Regions from separate parts of the Homo sapiens genome. Here all the other regions are linked to region 1. The links are chromatin contacts, found by Hi-C or POLR2A ChIA-PET in ENCODE. All regions are on one chromosome and are shown on one strand. The core of a region is the stretch at or near the end of the contact, and the rest is flanking DNA. Distances in the headings are between cores, read along the strand shown. Region 1 has its middle 36 kb from the start of CCDC80. Region 2 has its middle 23 kb from the start of ZNF80. Region 3 holds the start of GRAMD1C (GRAM domain containing 1C). Region 4 holds the start of NAA50 (N-alpha-acetyltransferase 50, NatE catalytic subunit).

The links. A loop is a pair of places that touch in the nucleus more often than their neighbours do. ChIA-PET counts read pairs that join two places held with the same protein, here RNA polymerase II (POLR2A). Pooled maps may share reads with other maps.
Region 2: a loop to region 1 is called in a pooled map, with 16 times the contacts of the local background. The contact joins two enhancer-like sites. A Hi-C loop is called at or near these places in 2 of 37 single-sample maps with no recorded cell type and 8 of 50 pooled maps.
Region 3: a loop to region 1 is called in a pooled map, with 3 times the contacts of the local background. The contact joins the promoter of GRAMD1C here to the enhancer-like site in region 1. A Hi-C loop is called at or near these places in 1 of 37 single-sample maps with no recorded cell type and 3 of 50 pooled maps. POLR2A ChIA-PET finds 5 or more read pairs at or near these places in 1 of 52 experiments (activated CD8-positive, alpha-beta memory T cell).
Region 4: a map of naive thymus-derived CD4-positive, alpha-beta T cell shows a loop between it and region 1 (3-fold over the local background). The contact joins the promoter of NAA50 here to the enhancer-like site in region 1. A Hi-C loop is called at or near these places in 1 of 168 maps with a recorded cell type or tissue (naive thymus-derived CD4-positive, alpha-beta T cell), 1 of 37 single-sample maps with no recorded cell type and 10 of 50 pooled maps.

What each region holds. Positions count from the first base shown.
Region 1 is chr3:112,675,520-112,678,381 of GRCh38, reverse strand. No RefSeq gene overlaps it. Among named protein-coding and RNA genes, the nearest start is that of CCDC80, 36 kb to the right of the region's middle. Within about 2 kb of position 1,446, at least 14 of the 41 ENCODE cell types and tissues checked have a DNase peak (open chromatin) inside an H3K27ac peak, as active enhancers do.
Region 2 is chr3:114,212,835-114,215,696 of GRCh38, reverse strand. No RefSeq gene overlaps it. Among named protein-coding and RNA genes, the nearest start is that of ZNF80, 23 kb to the left of the region's middle. RefSeq lists an enhancer at 1,288-1,961. Within about 2 kb of position 1,381, at least 12 of the 41 ENCODE cell types and tissues checked have a DNase peak (open chromatin) inside an H3K27ac peak, as active enhancers do.
Region 3 is chr3:113,837,387-113,840,248 of GRCh38, reverse strand. GRAMD1C (GRAM domain containing 1C) reads right to left here and starts at 1,461. Exons shown (of 18, transcript NM_017577.5): 1 at 1,313-1,461. The coding sequence starts at 1,339. RefSeq lists a silencer at 1,249-1,448.
Region 4 is chr3:113,744,749-113,747,610 of GRCh38, reverse strand. It overlaps NAA50 (N-alpha-acetyltransferase 50, NatE catalytic subunit), which reads left to right and starts at 1,362. Exons shown (of 5, transcript NM_025146.4): 1 at 1,362-1,669. The coding sequence starts at 1,662. It overlaps ATP6V1A (ATPase H+ transporting V1 subunit A), which reads right to left and starts at 576. Exons shown (of 15, transcript NM_001690.4): 1 at 498-576. RefSeq lists enhancers at 619-988, 310-1,045, 1,046-1,781, 2,029-2,178, 1,782-2,518 and a silencer at 1,339-1,458.

The sequences.
Region 1 (2,862 bases), core at 197-2,696:
GCAAAGATTTTTTGGTAATTTTAGTGGTGATCTGGAGATTCATAGGAAAGAGTCACATCTCCCAATGCTCTGCTCAGTCCCCCACCTCCTGCAGCTACCTATTTCTCTAAGCCTCCCCCGACTTCCCCCACTTCTCCAGCCAGACTCCCATCACTCTTCACATTTCCTCTGCAGTGCTTGGTCCCAGTCTTCCGTCTACTTTCCTTCTTCACTTAAGACCAAGGCTATGTCTTTTACCCACCTCATTGCTATCAAAGCCCTTTCTCCCTTAGGAAATTATCTGGCCAGCTACTAAGAAGATAAATTTGTTTCTGTATCCTGACAGAAGTTATTGCTGTCTTCCCAAGGCTGACCTGACAAGTGTGTTGCTGTAGTAACCACATCTAAAAAAATGTGTGGCCAACAGCAAAGATATGGAATCAACCTAAGTGTCCTGTCAATGGATAATAGGATAAAGAAAATGTGGTATATAAACACAATGGAATACTATTCAGCCATAAAAAAGAATGAAATAATGTGTTCTGCGGTGACATGGATGGAACTGGAGGCCATTGCCTTAAGTGAAACAACTCAGAAACAGAAAGTCAAATACTGCATGTTTTCACTTATAAGTGGGAGCTATATAATGTGTACACATGGGCAAAGAGTGTGGAATGATAGACACTAGAGACTTGGAAGGGTGGGGGCACAGAAGGTGGGGAGATTATGAGAAATTACTTAATTGGTACAAAGTACATTTTTCAGATAACAAATCCAGTAAAAGCCATGACTTCACCACTGTGCAATACATGCATGTAACGAAATTTCGCTTGTACCCTTTAAATTTATACAAATAAAAAATGCATAGAGAATGGGAGGGGACCTTCTTCTCAAAGAGAATCTCAGCCCTTGGTTATTAAAACAAAGGCCAAAGCTCATGCACACCTCAGAAATCAGGTCTAAAATTTTCAGACTGATATCAGATATCCACTGGTGGCTAGCGGGTTCACCTGCATCAATTTGTATGATTTTATTAAGGAGGGGATAAAAAAAAGTTTGCACACTTCTGTCCTCCTTGCAAGCTTTGCACAGCTGCCTTCCTAGGGCTTGCAAAATATAGTTTCAAATGTGAAGGGGGCATTTATAACTCAGCATCTCAGGTCTCCAGGGGCAGGAAAAATGATACTAGGATAATGTCTGCCACCAACCAGGATTGTCTCTCTTACCTCCTCTGTGGCTGCATTTGGGAGAATAAGGGCTGAAAAGGCAGGGAGAGTGGATAGGGCCTCTCCAACAGTTTGGGCAGCATGAGGTAGAGAGCAGAATAAATACTGCTCAAGGAAGTGAAACCCGCTATTGGGTTTGTAATGCCTCTTTGCTGTTCTGCTAGCTCCCGCACTCCAGAGATGACTAAGCAGCTGATTCATTGTGGCACCCTCAGAAAAACAGCTCAGCCCTGAGAGAGGAGTCATGCAAGAGGAGAGGGCGCGCATGTGTGTGTGTGTGTTACGGGTGAGGGGGTGGTGTCTGTCAACATGTCTTTTAATGAGCAGTCACAGTATTTTACAAAGGCTTGAATTAGTTGCCAATATGTTTAAAGAAACACAAAGATGAGGTTTTTTTTGCATGAAAAATCCGAATTTGTGAATATCAGCTGATCTGACACCCTGTGTTACTTTAATAGCTTCCTTGCTGGTCTTCCTGCTTCCATCATTTTCTCTTTTACAGTCTGTTTTCAACCCAGCAGCCAGAGGGATCCTTTTCCAATGTAAATCAAATTATGTCACTTCCTTGATTAAAATCTTCCCATGATGTTCCATCTCACTCAGAGTAAAAGTGAGAGTCCCAGAAATGCTCTGTGAGACCTACCTGCTGAGGTACCCTGTTACCTTTCACCTGTCCTAGTCTTCCCTGTCCTCTTCCTCTCCTTCCCCTTCCACTTTCCTCTCCATCTCCTCCTCTTTCTTTTCCTCCTTCTCCTAGTATAAAAGATGGAACCAGACTATTCTGTGGCTCTATTTTCTGTGTGTTTTTGAGTAAATTACTTAACTGGTCTGTGCCTCACTTCCTCATTGGTGAAATGAGGCTAAAAATCGTATCCTGTTCGTAGTGTTGTTTTGAGAACAAAATGAGTTAATATTTTTAAAGCCCCTAAGACAGTGCCCGACACATAATAAAAATAATCCCATTGCTCTTCTAATCCAGCCATGCGGATTTTCTTAATTTTGCTCAAATAAGATAGGTTTGCTCCTGCCTCAGTGCCTTTGCAGATGCTCCTTTCTCTGCCAGGCTGTGGCTTCTACAAATACCCATCTCTTTCAAGCCTTACTTACCTGTATTTGAAGTGAATGAAAAATTGAAAAACAAAAACCCAAGTGGACCAAAAAATAAACAAACAAAAGCCAGCCAGGAAGAAATGAAGAGTATTGATTAAATTCAGCAAATAAATGGAAGAAAAAAAAAATCTCAAAATAAAGACTCATTTACAAGGTGGCTTTAGGAAAAGAGATTCAAATTAAAATTTAACAAGAAACATTGAAGAAAACTGGAAAATAACCAAAATAATTAAAATTTATAGTAATTTTTTTCTAGAAAATCATGAGGACACCTAAAGTATAAATTAGATATGGCTCAGCACTGTCTAGTTTACAATTTACCTTATGAAGTCAACTTATTGCTCTAAGTATTTGGGTCCAAGCATCTGGGACCAGCTTGTTACCATCTCTGACTATTGGAAAACCTTTTGCCAATTGCTTCCCCTCTGCTTCCTTTTCTAGTCCCGTCTGAACTGTCTTGTCTGGCCCTGTTTCCACCCAGGAAGCCGCAGATCCTGACTCCTTGTGTTTGTTTCTCTGCCCAGATGAGAAACACCCATCACCTCTG
Region 2 (2,862 bases), core at 132-2,631, 1.5 Mb before region 1:
TCCACAGCATCTCTATAATATTCTATCTGAAATATTATACATTTACTTGTTTATTTATTTGCATTTCTACACCTTCACTAGAACCAAAATTACAGGAAAATGTGGAATGGCTCTTTCCTCAGCATCTAGAATAATGTCAAGTTCACAGTGGGCACTCCCTTAAATACATTTTGAGTGGAGGAATGAGTTTGGGATTTGAACCCATGCAGTGTGGCTCCAGTGTCATTAAGTCAGAATGGTGGAAGAGGGGCATCCTTCTCACCAGGGACTCCAAGAACTATTTGAGAATTGGTAAGGTTGGAAGTCTCCCCTAGTAAGGGCAGAGCCAAAAAAAACAAAAGCTGTTTATTATAACCCTATCTTGCCCCATCTCTGATAGGCTGAGAAACCCACGTTACACATCTGTGTTAATGTGAGAGCTGCAAAACACCCCTGTATCCTGAGAAGATGTGGTTTAACTTGACGTGTAACGGCATCCGCAGATACTATAGGGTACTTATGAGTCTTGTGTTGGTTTGCTGGTTTTTTTTTTAACTCACTAAATTCTATTTTAACAACCATGTGCTCACCCCACCTCCTGACCTAAGGTATTTTCCTTATCTGAGCACACCTGTGCTTGTTCCTAGGTAAATCTGGGCCAATGCAGAGTACTGTCTGCACTGCTTAGTTGGTAAATGTGTCTGTAGCATGACTATCATCACAACTGCCATCTGAGCAGCAGAGCCAGATGGAATCAGACCACTCATTGGTCTACTGAGGTAAGGATGGGCTTTTTAGCTCTGCTCTCTCTTAGAAACAAAAACAAACAAATCAAAAGACTAACTTTTTTTTTTTTTGCATTCACCTAGACTATTATGCCAGAACTTGCGTAAGAAAAACACTTCTTTCCGACCCCTGTAGTGATCAACTGATGCCTTCAAGCAGGAAACCTGATTGCCCTCATCTCAGGCTGAGTCTGTTTTATCAATCACAAAGTGACTCAACCCTTTTTTAAAAGCCAGCTGTGACCATTGACTCTGTGACCTCCTGTGGTGGTGAATTCAGTTTAAAAAATAATAATGTTAAAATAACAAAGCTTATTGAAGCTATTATGCTTCAATGCTCCACCCTTTGGGGGCTAAAGGAAATAAAGCAAGTTGGCCAGACCTGAGGAGTTGATGATACACATTTTCCTCCCCCAGAAGCATCTTGTAACTTGTCCCACACCAGCAGTGACTTCCCAGTATGGCGTTTCTCCCCGCTGCTCCCATCAGCAAGAGCGTGCTGACACATGGGCTGATGAGCAGTGCCGAGACTTATGGAGTGTGTCCTTCCTGCTTCGAACCTCACAGCCTGTCATCCTCTGTTGTCACACGCTCTTGCTCATTCGCTCGCTGCTCACACTAATCTAGAAGATGATCAAAGAAAAACTCCACTGACTCACCCCTGCCTGGACCAGCGCAGGGATTGGTCAAGCGTGCGCATTAAATATTACCAGATTCTAATCTATTATTTTCACCCGCTTGCTTGCTCTCTCACTCGTACTCTCTCACTTCCTCTCTCTCATTTTTTTTCAAAAAATAAATAAATGAATTCTGGGTTGGCTGAAGATTTCAGCAATGTGAGTGCTGTGCAGATGGATCCTGCTGAAGCTGGTGCTGGCTCTCTAGGGAGTAGCATGAAATGCTGGTTTTCAAAACCTGAGCAGCGTGTAAATGGCAGCTAAAAAGGAAATGCAGATTGGTGCTGAGTGTTAATTGTCTCTTCCTCTCTTCTTCACACACTTCAGAGACTGTGTGGTGGCAGGAGACAGGAAAGCAGGCCTGCCCCCTCGTGGGGTGGGCTTTTTTTTTTTTTTTTTCTCAAGCTGGACTGAGAGAATAACAACACCTAGAGTCCAAGTCAAAACATGGAATGGGTTTTTTTTTTCTTTCAAGTTTTCATCTGATGAAAGTCCGGGAGGTGGCACCGAGCTTGTAATGAAAGTAAGAGTCTGCTGAGAATGAGTCGATGAGGTGTGACACAGAAAGGGGAAGCAGGATGTCTTTGTTTTGAAATGACAGGCGATAAGCTATGGGGGTGCCTGGTGAGATTTTAGTCCATAACTAGGTAGCAACTTGTCAAATGCAGGCCCCTTAAATGCATCACAAGAATTCTCACTTGAGATGATTTCAATTCTAGCTCTGCGTGTGTGAGTGTGTGAGTGTATGCATGCACGCATAGCAAAACATAATTGAATGCCAAAAAACATTGTCATGTCCTGTTAAGGGTACAATTGTAATCACACTGGAACGAGAGCTCTAATTTCCTCCATTGCTTTCCTCGCTTAGGCAGTGACAAGGTCAGGTTTATGACCACAGCCCAGGCTCAGAGCCATTTATTTTCATCCCTGAAGACTCATGTTAGCCTTCTCCCAAGATGTTAATCAAGCAGAATCTTGATTGACTGTCTTTTCTTTTTACGTTTTTGTCTAGATGAAGTGGGGTCATTTGAATTTGTGCAGTTTTGAATAAGATGGGGGCAATAGAGAAGCAACTGGGAAAATTGACTAGCCTTTGGCAAGGAGAACAGAAGAATCTGGAATCCTTTTTTAAAATCATGAAATTCCTGTGCCCCACCTGAGTCACTGTAACCTGTACCTGCTGATGCCTCATTTCTCCATGCATTTATGAAAAGGCTGTGACTCCCTGCTGTTGTCGTGTGGTGCCAACATCATTCCAGCTTGCCAGTTGGAGACAAAAGATAAGCAACCACAAATGAAAACACATTATTGTCTGGATCCATTCTCACCTTCATGGCCAGGAATGTGAAGGTGAGCTGGTCCCCGCCCCTGCACTTCACTGGCAAGACCAAGGAGAGTGCAGTGGACGCTCTCCAAAAACA
Region 3 (2,862 bases), core at 212-2,711, 1.2 Mb before region 1:
CAAGCCTGTTATCCCAGTACTTTGGGAGGCCGAGGCGGGCGGATCATGAGGTCAGGAGTTCAAGACCATCCTGGCTAACACGGTGAAACCCCGTCTCTACTAAAAACACAAAAAATTAGCCGGGCGTGGTGGCGGGCGCCTGTAGTTCCAGCTACTGGGGAGTCTGAGGCAGAAGAATGGCGTGAACCCGGGAGGCAGAGCTTGCAGTGAGCCGAGATTGCGCCACTGCACTCCAACCTCAGGGTGTGTGTGTGGCATCATCAGTTTCTACTCCAACCTCATGGTGTGTGTGTGGCATCATCAGTTTCTACACCTGAATCAAATTTGGGATGGGGGTCCATTCTGGCTTTCTGGGGTGGCTACAGTAGATTCCTGTCTCTCTGACTTATTAGCTGTGTGGTCCTTAGCAAAGTCAATCTCTGTACATCTGTTCCTTAACTCTACAATAGAGGAAATAATTTTATCTCTAGTCTAGACAATAAGCTTATTGAGAGCAGGGATCATGTCTGTGTTAATCACCATCTAATCCCGAACACCCAGTGCCAGGGACATAACTGAATCAGTGACTGATTGGGTTCATGAATATCCAGCTTGACTATTTCATAGTAATGTTTTTCAAATCAAGTGAAATAACACTCATTCATCTGTTCATTCAACAATTATTTGTGTACCTCCACTAATCTGTAAACTATAACGCTCTTCAGAAGATATAGCACTGACCGCAGTTCTCTAAAAGTAAAATACATACACACAAACCAATGTAGAAGGAGGATGGTGTTCAGAAACGCAGGCGCCCGTCCAACAAAAGCGGGGTTTCATCCTGAATATTAATAAGCACGCTTTCCGTTTTGTCAAATAAGGTAGTAAACAAATAAAACTAGACTAGTTGAAATCAAAAACTTGGCTGACAGCACAGTGATTTAAACTATCCGGACCTTTACAACAGGGCTGAGAATGAAAGGAAGGGGGCAAGGCTGGAAAAAACGTTGACAGTGGGTCAGAATCACGACCATGGGGCCTGACCCAAGGGGGCCTGGGGCTGAGACATCCGCACCAGGACATTTCGGGACCAAATTCAAGCCCTCAACGCCCACAGGGAAGCAAATGTCCCCACCACCGCCCGTAGGGAAAGGGCTCGCAGAGGCACAGGAAACCGTTTCCTCGGTAACAACTTTCCGTATTACTCCAAAGAGCACGAAGAAAAGGGAAGGGAGGGATTAACTGTAATCTGAGAAGGTTCAAGCAATCACCGTGAGAAAAAGTAGGCTAAAGCCACAGATGGGAACCTGCCCCAGCGAGGCCCGCGGCTTACCTGACGGACAGTCGGAGCGCCCTCCATCGCGGCTCCCTCCGCCGCCGCGGCACCGCCCCGCGCGCACCGCACCGCACCGCCCCGCGCCCACCTCCAGCGCGCGCTGCGAGTTACAGGCTCCGCGCGCCTCCTCCGCCGGCCCTCCGAGTACTTCCAGCCGCAGCTCCTTGCGCCCTCTGGCGGCCGTGAAGGATTCCTGACGATGGGTGTTACCGGGTTAGCCTGAAGGCTTGTCTTTCTAGGGGTCACAATGAGACTTCCCTATTCCCAACCTCAAACTACTGTGCCTCCCAGGAAATGGCATACCCTGCCCCAATGTGCGAAAAGGTGAATTGCTCGGAAACTTTTTTTTTTTTTTTTTGAGACGGAGTTTCGCTCTCATTCCTCAGGCTGGATGGAGTGCCAAGGCCCCGTCTCGGCTAACTGCAACCTCCGCCTCCCAGTTCAAGCGATTCTCCTGCCTCAGCCTCCCGAGTAGCTGTGGTTACAGGCGCCTGCCACCACGCCCGGATAATTTTTGTATTTTTAGTAGAGACAAGGTTTCACCATGTGGGTCAGGCTGGTCTCGAACTCCCCACCTCAGGCAATCCGCTGGCCTTGGCCTCCCAAAGTGCTGGGATTACAGGCGTCAGCCACCGCCCCCGGCCAGGAAACTCTTGTTCCTTCCAATAAAGGATTGAAGTTACTGATTAACTGCTGTACGTATTGCAGATTCTTGGTTCTGTAAACCAAAAATAAAATGCCGAGGCCCACCCCCAGCCATCTAAATGGACCCCTCCTCTTGGCCAAGAGCGTTCCAAATTTAACCTGAAAATCTAGTTCAGGCCATGATGAAAGAGGGGATTGGACATGCCTCATTAACATCAACACAGACCTTAAGTCTGAGAAGAAATATTTATCATCTATTGCCTCGGACACCTGCTACTTGGAGGCTGCATCTGCATGATAAAACCTTGGTATCCACAACCCCTTATCCTAACCCAGACATTCCTTTCTACTGATAATAACTCTTTTTTCTCTTTTTCTTTTGAGACAGGTTCTGGCTCTATTAGACCAGCTGGAGTGCGGTGGCGCAATCTCTGCTCACTGCAACCTCCACCTCCCGGACTCAACCAATCCTCCCACCTCAGCCTCTCGAGTAGCTGGGACTACTGGCGTGTGCCACCATGCTTAACTACTTTGTTTGTTTGTTTGTTTGTTTGTTTGTTTGTTTTTTGAGACAGGGTTTCGCCATGTTGCCCAGACTGGTCTCGAACTCCTGGACTCAAGCAGTCTGCCCCCTTCGGCCTCCCAAAGTGCTGGGATTACACGTGCAAGCCACAGCTCCCAGTCAATAATAACGCTTTCAACCAATTGCAAATCAGAAAATTTTTTTATGTACCAATGACCTGAAAGTTCCTCCTTCTCGCCTTGGAGCTGTCTCCCCTTCCAGATTGAAACAATGTAAATCTTACATGTATTGATTGATGTATTAGGTCTGCCCAAAATATATAAAAGCAAGCTGTACCCCAACCACCTTGGACACATGTCATTGGGACTTCCTGAGACTG
Region 4 (2,862 bases), core at 113-2,612, 1.1 Mb before region 1:
GGAAGCTTCACAGTGACTCTGCAGTGAGGGCCGTATCAGTGACAGTCCCTCCCAAGCCTGTCTCACCGGAGACGCCTCTGCCTCCAGGGTTTTTGCTACCTCCCCGCTCCTCAGCCCTGAGCTGAGGGTAAGGACAGTGAGGACCTTTGCCAAAGAATGGGCTTTAAGGAATGGGACCTAATGTCTACTGCAGACCCTGTGAAATGGCTGAAACAATCTGCTACCCGAAGCCCCAAAGGCTCTGAGTAGGGAACCATAATGGCCGCACTCACTTCCAACCCTGGGAAAGGTGGACATCTGAATCCCCAAGTAGCGGGAACGACCACACTTGGGGGAGCGGGGGTTAAGGAGAAATGAGCTCCTTGCCGGTGCAGGGTGACAGCGGGGAGGAAGCCTCAGGCAGAAAAGTCGCCGTTCACACTCTCCCTTCTCTCCTTCCTCTGCCTCCTTCCACCCCCTCTATCCCCACCACTCGCCAGTTACCGGTCGCCGCTCACCTGCTGGGGCGCGAGGTGCAGAGACTGTACCGACCGAGGACCCAGAGGCTGTCACCACGGAGGGGAAGTCCTCAGCTGCACAGGTTGGGGGGGGGGGGGGGGGCGGGCCCAACCAGTCACATGACGTCGAGCTCCGCCCTGCCTCCTCCATCCCAGCGCTCTACATCTCGGGGGGCCTGAATTTTTACGGATCCCTTGAATATTAATTTTCTTGGATTAAAGAAATAAAAGATAAATTTTCACAAAGAGTATGTTATAAAGTACAATGTGGAAAATGTGGACAGCAAGAGTTAAAGCGCATTGCTAAGGAAGTGACGTTCACGCCACAATCGAGGGACAGGAAATGGCGGTGGCGTTCCGTCCCTCTGGAGTCCGCCGGTAAAATTCCAGGCTCTGAGGTTTGGGCCAATCACGTGATCTTAAAACTTGAGGCGTGCTGGAGGGTAGCCAATCTATCTGGCCGATTGTTAACTACGTTTGTTTTAAAACACCTAACTTAAACTTGAGCTTTCCACAGATTTCTTTACATTTAGAAGAACTAACTTTATAAAACCCTACTAGGAGGCAACAGCGTTTGAAGGTCACTCTGGAGACCACAAACTGGGAAGAACGGGGCTGAGAAAAACTATCTTGCGGATATGGGACAAGAGAGGGAGGGGTGGAAAAATCTGGATTTTACCGCCAGGGCCTACCGAGCCAGCCCCACAAGCAGTGTCGTAAGCGGGTGGGAGGGAGGAGCATGACCCCAGAAGGCCCAGTCCAGGAGAAAGATGGAGGTTCCGGAGTGGAGGGGGCAGGGTGCGCGGAGGCGAGCAGTGCGGCTGCGCGTGAGGCGGCGGCGCGCCGGCGCGCGAGGGGCGGGGTGAAAGGTCACAGCGCGGCAGCGGGTCTGGCTGGCGGCAGCGGCGGGAGGGAGCCGAGAGACCCGAGTGCACGTGTGGAGAAGCGGCGGCACAAGCGCGGCGGCGGGAGACACTCCCGCCCCCACCAGACTCAAGCCCTCACTCGACTCTCGCGGCCTTCGTTGCTCGCACAGCTCCCTGCCCAGGCTAGGAGGCCGGCTTGCGGGGTTGAGTGGCCCGAGCTAAGGGTGCGGAGACCTAAGGGCGGCGACTACGACGGCGTTGATATCGGTGGTAACGACGGCCTCAGCAGGCGGGGAAGATGAAAGGGTGAGGAAGGGCAGCCGGGCAGGGCCCGGCCGGTGGGGTAGAAGGGTCCGGGCCCATGTAGAGGGGGAGAGCCGCAAAGGCGAGGAGAGATTCAGGGCGAAGACGGGCGGAGGGAGATTTCTCTGCTTCTCAGTTCCCTCGGCTCCCGGAGGGGGCGGAGGCGAGGCTCGGGCTGTTGGCGGGCTGAAGGGCCAGCGGAGGCAAGACCCGGGGGGCTTCAGGGTTTCGGTTCGGAGACGAGTGTGGGTTGTTGAGTGGGGAGAAGCGACCGAGTGGGGCAACATGGAAAGGCTATTGTGAAGCGCCCGGGGCCTCCTTCCCGGGAGCGGACCGCTGAGCCACGCCGGCCCGCAGCTCCAGGTGGAGTGGTTTGGTTGTCTTCCACCTCCAGACTCAACTCTGGAACTGCGGTGTTTGACACCTTTCAGTTTAATTCACGCTTGGGAGCTGTGCAGAACCTTCTGGAGGAAGAAGAAATTGGAATAAAGAGCACGGGGATGAGTATTAAGAGCTAGTGACTCAACTAGATTTGGGTTGGGTCACAGCGAGTGGAGGAGGGGGAGAGAGCGCGATCACTGTAGACTTGGGGTGCCAACATATTTAAGGAAGTATAGGGTGGATCAGTAGGTGGAGCTGTTGCTTCAGTAGTTCACTATTGCCCCTGAGTGCTGAGGCGGTCCTGGGTAGTTCTACCACGCTGCTCCTTTCAGGTGATTGGCAAAGTTAATGTTCGGTCTTTCACCGTTTGCCTCTTACGTAAAATTAGGAATTATTTTGGATCGACTGGTTAAGTTTTTATGAAATGTCTCCTTACCATTAAGTTGTATAGTTTTAATGTATTAATTACGTAACATTTTTCCGAAGCATTGTCTCAAGCCGTTTTGGAGCTTGTCTTTACCCTCAAAGAGATGAAGCTCATAAACGTTAAAAAGCTCTCTGCGATGCCATAGTTTGTTGTTGTAAGTCGATTAAGAAGTCGTAACTATGTTTTAAGTTAACGAAGTCATTCCAACTATTCAATAGCACTTTTGAGGATGAAATAAAAGTCACTTTCAACGTAATCTCATACTGCCCCAAACAAGGACCTAAATATTACCTCTGTGTATCGGTATTTGAGGTTCCTGAAGAGATTCCAAGAAAGTTTAATTTGGTCTTAGGTCTGTAACATGTTTCCTTACTTTAATTTTCCTTTA